Linked DNA regions of Homo sapiens: all the other regions are linked to region 3. A link is an interaction called in ENCODE POLR2A ChIA-PET data of the cell type or tissue named here. Cell type or tissue: Panc1. All regions are shown on one strand. Region 1 has its middle 58 kb from the start of RAP1B. Region 2 overlaps SLC35E3 (solute carrier family 35 member E3). Region 3 overlaps RAP1B (RAP1B, member of RAS oncogene family).

The links. Peaks named below come from ENCODE experiments on the same cell type or tissue, not always from the same donor. Only the 100,000 strongest peaks of a DNase experiment are listed, where the experiment ranks them.
Region 1: POLR2A ChIA-PET joins it to region 3 with 5 read pairs; 11 of 35 experiments call an interaction of 5 or more read pairs at or near these places.
Region 2: POLR2A ChIA-PET joins it to region 3 with 5 read pairs; 2 of 35 experiments call an interaction of 5 or more read pairs at or near these places.

Annotation. Positions count from the first base shown.
Region 1 is chr12:68,550,673-68,554,672 of GRCh38, reverse strand. It overlaps the pseudogene RPSAP12. Among named protein-coding and RNA genes, the nearest start is that of RAP1B, 58 kb to the left of the region's middle. In Panc1, no CTCF peak of the experiment used is centred here; no DNase peak of the experiment used is centred here; H3K27ac peaks cover 3,090 bases.
Region 2 is chr12:68,774,545-68,778,544 of GRCh38, reverse strand. SLC35E3 (solute carrier family 35 member E3) reads right to left here. Exons shown (of 5, transcript NM_018656.5): 5 at 1-4,000. It also overlaps the pseudogene LOC100422438. Among named protein-coding and RNA genes, the nearest start is that of SLC35E3, 30 kb to the right of the region's middle. In Panc1, no CTCF peak of the experiment used is centred here; no DNase peak of the experiment used is centred here.
Region 3 is chr12:68,619,072-68,623,071 of GRCh38, reverse strand. The region is part of intron 1 of RAP1B (RAP1B, member of RAS oncogene family); the gene reads right to left. Among named protein-coding and RNA genes, the nearest start is that of SNORA70G, 6.3 kb to the left of the region's middle. In Panc1, no CTCF peak of the experiment used is centred here; no DNase peak of the experiment used is centred here; H3K27ac peaks cover 3,219 bases.

The DNA.
Region 1 (4,000 bases), 68 kb after region 3:
TTGAAGAGACTGTCTTTTCCCCAGTGTGTAGTCTTGACACCTTCATTGAAAATGAGTTCACTATAAATGTATAGATTTGTTTCTGGGTTATCTTTCTGTTCCTTTGGTCTATGTGTCTGTTTTTATGCCAGTACTATGCTGTTTTGTTTACTATAGCTGTGTAACATAATTTGAAGTCAGGTAATGTGATTCCTCCAGTTTTGTTCTTTTTGCTTAGAATAGCTTTGAGTATCCTGGGTCTTTTGTGGTTCTATATAAATTTTAGGATTGTTTTTTCTATTTATGTGAAGACTGTTATTGGTATTTCCATAGAGATTGCATTGAATCTGTAGATTACTTTGGGTATTATGGACATTTTAACAATATTGATTCTTCCAATCCATGAACATGGAATATCTTTCCATTTTTTTGGTGTCCTTTTCAATTGCTTTCATCAGTGTTTTATAATTTTCATTAGAGAGATCTTTCACTTCTTTGGTTAATTCCTAGGTATTTAGTTTCATTTGTGGCCATTGCAAATGAGATTACTTTTTTATTTTGTTTTCAGATTGTTCACTGTTAGCATATAGAAATGCTACTGATTTTTGTATGTTGATTTTGTATACTGCAACTTTACTGAATTGTTAATCAGTTCTAATAGTTTTTTGGTAAAATCTTTAGGTTTTCCCAAATATAAGATTATATCATCTGCAAACAAGAATAATTTGACTTTGCTTTCCGCGCTACCTGCAGAGGGGTCCATACGGCGCTGTTCTGGATTCCCGTTGTAACTTAAAGGGAAACTTTCACAATGTCCGGAGCCCTTGATGTCCTGCAAATGAGGGAGGAGGATGTCCTTAAGTTCCTTGCAGCAGGAACCCACTTAGGTGGCACCAATCTTGACTTCCAGATGGAACAGTACATCTATGAAAGGAAAAGTGATGGCATCTATATCATAAATCTGAAGAGGACCTGGGAGAAGCTTCTGCTGGCAGCTCATGCTATTGTTGCCATTGAAAACCCTGCTGATGTCAGTGTTATATCCTCCAGGAATACTGGCCAGACGGCTGTGCTGAAGTTTGCTGCTGCCACTGGAGCCACTCCAATTGCTGGGCGCTTCACTCCTGGAACCTTCACTAACCAGATCCAGGCAGCCTTCCGGGAGCCACGGCTTCTTGTGGTTACTGACCCCAGGGCTGACCACCAGCCTCTCACGGAGGCATCTTATGTTAACCTACCTACCATTGCGCTGTGTAACACAGATTCTCCTCTGCGCTATGTGGACATTGCCATCCCATGCAACAACAAGGGAGCTTACTCAGTGGGTTTGATGTGGTGGATGCTGGCTCGGGAAGTTCTGTGCATGCTTGGCACCATTTCCTGTGAACACCCATGGGAGGTCATGCCTGATCTGTACTTCTACAGAGATCCTGAAGAGATTGAAAAAGAAGAGCAGGCTGCTGCTGAAAAGGCAGTGACCAAGGAGGAATTTCAGGGTGAATGGACTGCTCCAGCTCCTGAGTTCACTGCTATTCAGCCTGAGGTTGCAGACTGGTCTGAAGGTGTACAGGTGCCCTCTGTGCCTATTCAGCAATTCCCTACTGAAGACTGGAGCTCTCAGCCTGCCATGGAAGACTGGTCTGCAGCTCCCACTGCTCAGGCCACTGAATGGGTAGGAGCAACCACTGACTGGTCTTAAGCTGTTCTTGCATAGGCTCTTAAGCAGCATGGAAAAATGGTTGATGGAAAATAAGCATCAGTTTCTAAAAAAAAAAAAAGAATAATTTGACTTCTTCCTTTCCAATTTGGATGCTCGTTATTTCTTTCTCTTGTCTGATTACTCTAGCTATGACTCCCAGTACTACGTTGAATAACAGTGGTGACACTGAGCATCCTTGTCATGTTCCAGATATTAGAGGAAAGGCTTTCAGTTTTTCTCCATTCACTATGATACTAGCTGTGGGTTTATCATATATGGTTTTATTATGTTCAGATATGTTTCTTCTATACCCAGTTTTTTGAGGGTAAAATATATTGTAGAAATGAAGAAAATGAATGCCTTAGATGTTAAAGAATTTGAGTGCAAAGTGCTGTGGCCCTTGTATCAGATATAATCCTTTATTTTAGGAGCTTTATTCATTTAGTCAGTGATTATTATTTGTTTTTATATGCTATGCACTGTTTCAGGGGTTATAACCTTGAACAAGGCTCAATCTATGCTCTTTTTTTTTTAATCTTAAAGACAAGATCTTGCTCTGTCACCCGAGCTGGAGTGCAGTGATGTGATCACACCTCACTGCAACCTTGAACTCCTGGGTTCAAGGGATCTTCCCACCTCAGCCTCCTGAGTAGCTGGGACTACAGATGCATGCCACTGTGTCCAGCTAATTTTTTGTTTGTTTGTTTGTTTTGTTGCCCAGGCTGGTCTTGAACTCTTGGGCTCAATGGATCTTACTGCCTTGGCCACTTAAAGTGTTGGGATTAAAAGCATGAGCCACTGTGCTCGGCCCCACTCTGTGCTCTCAATTAGTTTGTAATTAGTGGGGAATTGAGATTTGCTTAAAAGGTAATTACAAGATTTTGATTACATGGTGATTAATGCCACATAATGATAAGATAGGGTGCAATGGAAGCATTATTCTAGTCTTGGGAGTGAAGAAATGCTTCTTAAATAAAGTGATTAAGTTAAGAAAATAAGAATAACATACATGAGTTATTTACTGAATAATACCAGCATGCTGTGGATAATGTTAAATTGGGAGGTAGGGACCATAAATACATTGTGTTCTAAGATGGGCTGATATAGCCAGAGAAGTCTTCAGAGACAAGATTTGATTTAAATTAGATCTTGCCCAATTGATGAATATAATTTTTATATGATTGTGATTAAAGACAGGGAGAGAACATCCCAGGTAGAAGTTTCAATACGTGTGAAAGGCTGGGTGCGGTGGCTCATGCCTGTAATCCTGGCACTTTAGGAGGCTGAGGCAGGTGGATCAACTGAGGTCAGGAGTTTGCACTTTGCATTAGGTGCTAGGGACCCAATAATGAATCAAATCTGGTCCCAGTACAGCAAATCATAGTTTATAGTATTATAAGGAGACCGGTCTAAATAAAGCAGAGGTTTAATCCTGGGGAGTAGTGGGAAATCTGAAGAGATAGAGTGGGGCCACCTGTATTTTGACTAATGTCTTGGGAGTTCAGATTTGAAGTCACTAACTTTTTTTATAGCAGAAGTACATTTCCTGGCTAATATGATAGAAGGATTGCAATAGGGGAAAGAGCAGCTCTTGTAGGCACAGGGAAGTGACAAAGCAGGCTAGAAAATAGGCTAATTTTTGTGTTCGTTCTCCCTCACCACTGCAAGTATACTGGCTTAGCAGGTCTGAGTTGCAAGTGCCTTCTGACTTGTCTCCCTAATTACAGCTTCTTGTCCACTCAAATCTAGTTGACGCACTGCTGCCACGGTATATTCATGAAACAACATCTAGATTCTCATCTGACTAAGAAATCTTCAATGAATCTCTTTTTATTAAACTAATAAGCATTTGTTGAGGGTCTTTCTCCATATCTATCTATCTATCTATCTATCTATCTATCTATCTATCTATAGATAAGTGGTAAGTTTTAGGAATCAAAGCAAAATAAAGTAACAGAAAATAACAAAGATGGTGCTTTTCTTGGATAAGGTTTTGAGGGTTACTTTTCCAAATAAGAAGAAACTTGAGTTAAGACTTGATTGGAGGGAGAGCTTTTGAGGCTTAATAGCAAGGGAAAAGGCCTTGAAGAAATGTGTTTGTTGAGTTCAAGGAGTGAGAGTTGGTGGATGTGGCTGGAGCACAGTGAGGAAGGGGGAGAGTGAGGGAAGGTGAGCTTGAGGTGGGTGAGTGGGTGGTGCCCCCCACCTTGAGTCAAGTTGTGCTTTGTAGTTCATCCTAAGGACTTTGGATTTTGTTCTGATGATAAAAGAAGTTGTCGGAGGGCTTTGAACAAAAGAGTATCATGATCTTATTTAGATTTG
Region 2 (4,000 bases), 160 kb before region 3:
GTGCTGAGATTACAGGCATGAGTCACCACGCCTGGCCGGCAAGACCCTGTTTCTAAAAAACAAAATAAAAAATAAATCTTCCAACTATTTATAATATGATCTCTGTTCATCTTTACTGTTATAAACATTCCTCAGGTACTTGAAAGGAGTGTGTGTTCTAGGCTTGTTGAGTACAGATAACCTATTAGACAAGGTTACTAACTTCCCTGCTGCCTGCTCTATCACCTCTATTAGAAGTATTTAAAATCTCAATTTTCCTTTTAATTTTCATGCTGTTTTCTGGGTTGTTCATGATTGCTATGTTTGTGGTGGATTGTTCTTTAAAAAAAAAAATCTTGATCCTATTAACACTTTTTGCCTCAAATTCTATTTTGTCTGCTATTGATATTACTACCCAAAATCCCCGCACCCCGCCCTTTTTTTTGAGACAGGATCTCACTCTGTCACTCAAGCTGGAGTGCAGTTCACCATCACGGTGGCTCATTGCAGCCTCGACCTCCCTGGGCTTGGGTGATCCTCCCACCTCAGCCTCCCGAGTAGCTGGGATCACAGGCACATACCACCATACCTGGCTAATTTTTGTACTTTTTATAGAGACGGGGATTCACCATGTTGGCCAGGCTGGTCTTAAACTCCTGATCTCAAGTGATCCGCCCACCTTGGCCTCCCAAAGTGCTGGGATTATAGGCATGAGCCACCACACCCAGCCGGCAGCAAACTGTTTATGGACTGGTACTGGGGCCCAGACCCTACCTTGAGTGGTACTGGGCTAGAGGACTTATTAATTGCATGATCTAGGAGTAGTTCATAAATTCTGTGATGGTCATTCTTTGGGTGAACTCCATTTCTAGCAGATTCTAGATAAGCAGCATGACTTCCTCTGATTCTCTGACACCTGAGGGTGGGGAAATTCAGACTGTCCCACTTGGGTTGTGCGTCTTCACGCTGGGGAAGAGGGTGAGGCCAAAGTTGTGTTGGGAGATAAATAATGAAATTCAAGAACTCCATGGTAACAGCCCTTGTCTTTCCTCTCTGGGGCCACACAGTGCAGTGTGGGGAGAGGAGTGGACAGAAGGAATGTCAGCATTTCCTTGGCAAAATCTCTTGCGTTTCAGAACAGCAGTGAGATTTTGGAGGTATGAGAGAGTCACAGGTGTGACATTCCTGTGAGGAATGCTATTTGAGTACAAGCAGTGGATGTCCTCATGATGTTATGATTTCAGAAGAATAGCACTGTGCTTGGCTGAAAAGTTCTGCATTCAATAACTCCATGCCAATAAGCAGCCATTTCCTCCCAGCACACAGTTGCTCACCAATGTCCATGGTCCTATGGCACTGGGAGGCCTCTGATGCAGCTGTCTCCCACTATGGTCTTAGGAAATTCCTGGAACGTTATTAGAGTGAGTTTTTCCTAGATCTGCTTACTGAATACCTGTTGAACTTTCACACTGATGGCCAGTTCCAAGACTTAAGCATGACCTTGCGACCATTGGTGATAGTGCTTTCTTGATCTGCTGAATCAAATTGAAGCAGAACTGGGGGTACTACTAGGAATGAGGGGTGACTAGGGATGGGGCTGGGGCGAGGGGTATATTGGGTAACTGAGGATGACCAGTGTCAGAGAGCACAAAGATGATGGTGAAGGGCAGGTAGACCACCTCCCACTTGGTGGGAAAGTCTGTTCCTGGCTGGAACTGGTTCATTCATTCCAAGCCAGCAACAGCTCCAGGTTTGGACGCCATTTATGAATCTACATGCCACCAGACCAGTCCCTGTCTTCCACACACCCCACTCTCTGGAGTCTGGAAAAATGGCGGGGGTGGGGCTAGCTACTAGTTTTTGTTTTTTTTTTTCTTTTTGAGACACAGTTTCATTCTGTCATCCAGGCTGGAGTGCAGTGGCATGATCTCAGCTCACTGCAACCTCCGCCTCCCAGGTTCAAGCGATTCTCGTGCCTTAGCTTTCAGAGTAGCTGGGACTACAGGTGCACACCATCACAGCTGACTAATTTTTCTTTTCTTTTTTTTTTTTTGAGACGGAGTCTCACTCTGTCTCCCAGGCTGGAGTGCAGTGATGTGATCTCAGCTCACTGCAACCTACGTCTCCAGGGTTCATGTGAGTTTCCTGCCTCAGCCTCCTGAGTGAGTAGCTGGGATTACAGGCGCCTGCCACCACGTCCAGCTAATTTTTGTATTTTTAGTAGAGATTGGGTTTCACCATGTTGGCCAGGCTGGTCTCCAACTCCTGACCTCAAGTGATCCACCTGCCTCGGCCTCCCAAATCGCTGGGATTACAGGCGTGAGTCATCATGCCTGGCCTTTTTTTTTTTTTTGTGAGACAGAGTTTTGCTCTTGTCACCCAGGCTGGAGTGTAATGGCATGATCTCGGCTCACTGAAACCTCTGCCAGGCACACGTCACCATGCCCGGCTAATTTTTGTATTTTTGGTAGAAACGGGGTTTCACCATGTTGGCCAGGCTGGTCTCCAACTCCTGACCTCAAGTGATCCTCCTGCCTTGGCCTCCCAAAGTGCTGGGATTACAGGTGTTAGCTACCAAGTCTGGCCTTTTTTTTTTTTTTTTTTTTTTTTTTTTTTTGAGACAGAGTTTCGCTCTTGTCACCCAGGCTGGAGTGTAATAGTGTGATTCCAGCTTACTGCAACCTCTGCCTCTCGGGTTCAAGCCATTCTCCTGCCTCAGCCTCCTGAGCAGCTGGGATTACAGGCACACGCCAGCATGCCTGGCTAATTTTTATATTTTTAGTAGAGACGGGGTTTCACCATGTTGGCCAGGCTGGTCTCGAACTCCTGACCTCAGGTGATCCATCTGCCTCAGCCTCCCAAACTGCTGGGATGACAGGCGTGAGCCACCACGCCAGGCCCTATTTTTATTTTTAACCAGTGCTGTAGTTTGAATATTTGTCTCCTCCAAAACTCATCTGGAAACATCCCCAATGTGGCAATATTGAGAGATGGCGCCTTTAAAAGGTGACTGGGTCATGAAGGCTCTGCCCAGTGAGACTGGTGCCTTTATAAGAAGAGGAAGAGAGACCTGAGCTACCATGCTCAAGTCCCTCACCACGTGAGGCCCTCTGCCACCTTGGGTCTCTGCAGAGAGTTCCCAGGAACAAGAAGTCTCTCACCAGATGTGGACCCTGTACCTTGGACTTCTCAGTCTCCACTATTGTAAGAAATAAATTCCTTTTCTTTATAAATGACCCAGTTTCAGGTATTCTGTTCTATGCAACACAAAATGGACTAAGACAACGAGTACGCTTAGTTGTTGCTTCCTGAGTTCCAAAGTCCGACAGACAGAGCAGGTCCTCCATTCTTGCCCCTTTTTACCCCAAATGCTCATTGGCATTCTTGCAGCTACGAGTAATAATTAAAAGTGGCTAAGCCAGGCTGGCATGGTTGCTCACGCCTGTAATATCAGCACTTTGGGAGGCTGAGGCAGGAGGATCACTTGAACCCAGGAGTGAGACCAGCCAGGGCAACATAGCAACACCCTGTCTCTAATTATTATTATTTTTTTAAGTGAGTAAGCCAAATAGGGGTTTACTTTTCATCTAGAACAAGAAGACGTGTTGGCCAGGCTGGTCTCAAACTACTGGGCTCAAGTGATCCACCCACCTCAGCCTCCCAAAGTGTTGGGATTATGCGTGAGCCACCGCACCTGGCCACAAGACCCAATTTCTTTTATTTTATCTTTTTTTTTTTTTTTTTAAGAGATAGGGCATCTAACGGCATTGTTTTAGCTGCTCAACACTTTTTTTTTTTTGCTTATTTTTGTTTGTTTTGTTTGTTTTTGAGACAGGGTCTCCCTCTGTTGCCCAGCATATAGTGCAGTGGCATGATCATGGCTCACTGCAGCCTCAACCTCCCAGGATCAGGCAATCCTCCTGCTTCAGCTTCCTGAGTAGCTGAGACCACAGGTGCACACCAATATACCTAATTTTTTTTTTTTTGAGATGGAGTTTCACTCTTGTTGCCCAGGCTGGAG
Region 3 (4,000 bases):
ACAGATGACCTAAATAAAAAATGAGGAATTATAGTTGGACATAGATATAAAACTTTAAAAATTAGTTTAAGGCTGGGTGTGGTGGCTCACGCCTGTAAATCCCAGCACTTTGGGAGTCTGAGGCAGGAAGATCCTTGAGCCCAGTAGTTCCAGACTAGCCTGGGCAAGATTATGAGACCAGGCCACTACCAAAAGAGTGAAGAAAAAAACCAGTTTAAGGAGTAGCTTATTATGGGAATTGATATGGACAAACCGTTACATACTTTATGTATTTTTCTAACTAAAATAATTCTCTTGAGCACTAGGCAGTTATTGGGCTAACCATTTGAGATAGTGGTGGAAAAGTAACATGATCTTCCTGTCCTGAAACAGTTTAGAGGGGATGAGAGGCAAACAAATGGATAAATATAATTATTGATTATGATTAAGAACTACAGAGGTAATGAAGAGGAATGCTCCTTTATATAAGGTGATCAGGAAAAAACTCTGTAAATGTGACATCTGAACTGAGATCCACTGTTGAGACTGAGGCAGAATTGCAGAGGGCTGGCAAAAGATTGTCACAGAAAGAAGTACAGCTGGCTAGAGCTTAGTGAGTAATGGGGATAAAGTTGTGAAGTAAGCAAGAACTGGATTATGCAGTACCTTCTAGGCCTTGATAAGGAACTGGTTCTTAAGGGTAAATTGGGACCGGAGGGTATTACATGATCTGATTTACATTTTTAAAAAGGTCACTTTGTATTCTGGGTAGAAAATAATGTGGGGAAGGACAAAAATGAAAACAAGTTAGGAAGCTCCTGTGAGTCCAGACAAGAGATGACTGTGGCTTAAACAAGGGTGGTATTACAGAAACACAGCATTTGAAAGCCCGAAAAGACCTTAACAGCCATTTAGTCCAACTTTCTCTACATAAAGATAAGGTCCTAAGAGAGGAGTTAACTTGTTCAAAGTTTCATGACCAGTGCCAGAAACTAAACTGAAGCCTGTCACCTAGGTCAATGTTACCACCACTAAACCATGCTTTTTAAGACAACAGAGTACAATAAAAGGTCTAACTACTTAAAACAAATACCTGAGTTCTCAGATTTGATTTCACACCCAATGGAATGAGCTAAAAAAACATATGAGGACAATGAAATAAAGGTCTAATTTGAGTACCTGAAGGTCCAGAGAAAAGTACACAAGGGACTGCTGGGAAGCAGAACTAGTCAAAGGCTCTCCAGTCAAACTGCTTAGTGATGAAATTTTAAGACTATAATCTCTAACTCAAATATAATGCCAGTTTATCCTCTACATAGGACCTTCTGATGGGTAAGATGTATCAACCACTAAAGCATCACAAGTGTTTTTCAATGTTGAGTTTATCATTCCTGTTGACCAGAACTGTGAAGTGAATTGCTTTTAACAGTAGTCCTGCACTTAACAAGAACCTCTTAATCACCATCCTCACTCTCTTTTCTGCTCTACTTCCTGCCCTTTCACCTCTTCATTGCCTATTATCACCATCATTAACCATCATCACTTTCATCTAAACAGAGAAATGTTATAAATGCTTTTTCTGTCCTTAAAAGCTTGCAAACCTAGTCTTAATTCTTTTTTGCTGAAGGATGATTAAGTTGAGAGCTCCTGGAAGAAAAAAACACAAGTATAAACAAGCTAAAATAGAAGGATTTAATGCAATATTTTCAACTAGCAACTAAAACTCTATAAATAATAGTCAGTGACAACCTTGTGACTAATTTGGATGTCCTGGACATAAAATACGATCTCAGTATGTTCCCTAATTCAGAATTGCTAGAACAGCAGACCAGTTAATTATTTAATATAGGGAGCACTAAAGCTTCCTGTTAAATTCCCTTGCTCTCTATGGGATTAGCACATGCAGGCAGGAGTTCTATAATGCTTAATCCCTGAAGCTACCCTGAAGTTAGCATTTTCACATGTATTCCTTCCCTAAACCTTTTTCTTCCTCTGGTGTCAACTTTGTTCTTTGCAACACTGGTGTTCAGACTGAATTATCTTTTCTCTCCATTTTAATCTCTCTAGGGAAATAACTGGCACTAAATTTCCAAGAAACTGTGCACAATACAAACTGTAACTTAACTATCTTTCTTAACACTCTCCTAATCTGAAACTGATTACTCGATCCAAACACAGTCTAAAAATCCTTTAAAATGTGGAACCAGACCGGTGCGGTGGCTCACTCCTGTAATCCCAGCACTTTGGAGGACTGAGGTGGAAGAACCGATTAGGCCAAGGAGTTTGACACCAGCCTGGGCAACATGGCAAAACCCTGTCTCTACAAAAGTTAGTTGGGTGTGGTGGCATGCGCCTGTAGTCCCAGCTACTTGGGACGCTGAGATGCATCAACTGAGCCCGGGAGGTCGAGACTTCAGTGAGTCGTGGTTGTGACACTGCACTCAAGCCTAGATGACAGTGAGACCTTGTCTCAAAAAAAAAAAAAAGAAAAGGAAAATAAAATTTGGACTTATCCCATGAGTTTATAAAAACAGTTTAACAAGGATTGCTACAAATGTTTTTAAATTAACATAAAAAAGAAGGCCACAGAGTGGCTCTACCCAGCACTTTGGGAGGCCGAGGTGGGCGGATCACCTGAGGTCAGGAGTTCGGGACCAGCCTGGCCAATATGGTGAAACCCTGTCTCTACTAAAACTACAAAAATTAGCCAGGCATGGTGGTGGTGCCTGCAATCCCAGCTACTTGGGAGGCTGAGGCAAGAGAATCGCTTGAACCTGGGAGGAGGAGGTTACAATGAGCTGAGATTGCACCATTGCATTCCACAGTCCATCCTGGGTGACAATAGAGAGACTCAGTCTTAAAAAAAATAAAAATAAAAATAAAAAAAAATAAAAAAATAAAAAAACCACCACCACCAAGAAACAGCATTCTCCTGAAAGGTAAAAAAAGGATCATTCTACAGGTGTGTTTTTGAAAAGTGTCTACTTAAGGTAAGACAACACACCAAATTCTCAGGTCAAAAAGACATTACTAAACTTGAAACTTACAGCTTTACTATGGAAAAGTTATCAAATATTTTAAAACTGAGAAAGTCAACTACTAAAAATCTACTTAAGGATTATGTTAGACTTTGGACACAAGGGAATTCTGTCTATAGATGAGCAGTCAGGTATACAAAACAAATATTAAAACCAAAAATAGGCTTAAAAATAACTATTATCTAATCCATTACCAAGACCAAAAGTTGAATGGAATGCACAGAGAAGACTACAAAGAAGTTAAACTGATTATATATTAATAGGAGATTTTAAGATAAAGCACATGAAAACATTGCTTCACATTTATCTATGGCTCCCATTCCTGTTTCCAACAAAAATATAAACAAAATAAATCAAAGAAGACATTAAACACTGAGAGCAAAGCATGGAAAAATAAGTAATACAAAATACATTAGACAGTTGGGAATATTTTAATAGCATTTTCAGATAAATCTGGATACTGGTCTTTGACACTACACCAAAGCTCAGCAATTGGTTGCAATATGGAACAGGATACCTTATTGATAAACTTTTATGTTCTCTATAACATTAAAATCCATTGGTCTAGCTGACACTTTGTAAAGATTTCTTACCCATGTATGATTTTTATAATACTATGCATTGATCATTTGGAAATACTGACTCAGTTATGCAGATAATCAAATAATGACAGATTTCATTATATACTTACAGCAGCTGATACAAGCTTTCTAAAATTTTTGCTTAAAATCTAGGAACTTTATCATCGACCATAAATACTACCACTATTTTCCCTAAAGCAAAGCCTCACTGTTTTCAAGAAAATGTCAGCCTAATGCCCAAGTCTGGCATTCTTTTAAGCAAAAATGGCATTATATGAAGATTGATTCAGCGTGTGACTCAATCACACAAATACTTTCCCTAGAAACAACCATTATATTTCAGTATGCTGCCAAGTGTTTTTGTTTTGTTTTTCGAGACAGGGTCTTGCTCTGTCACCCAGG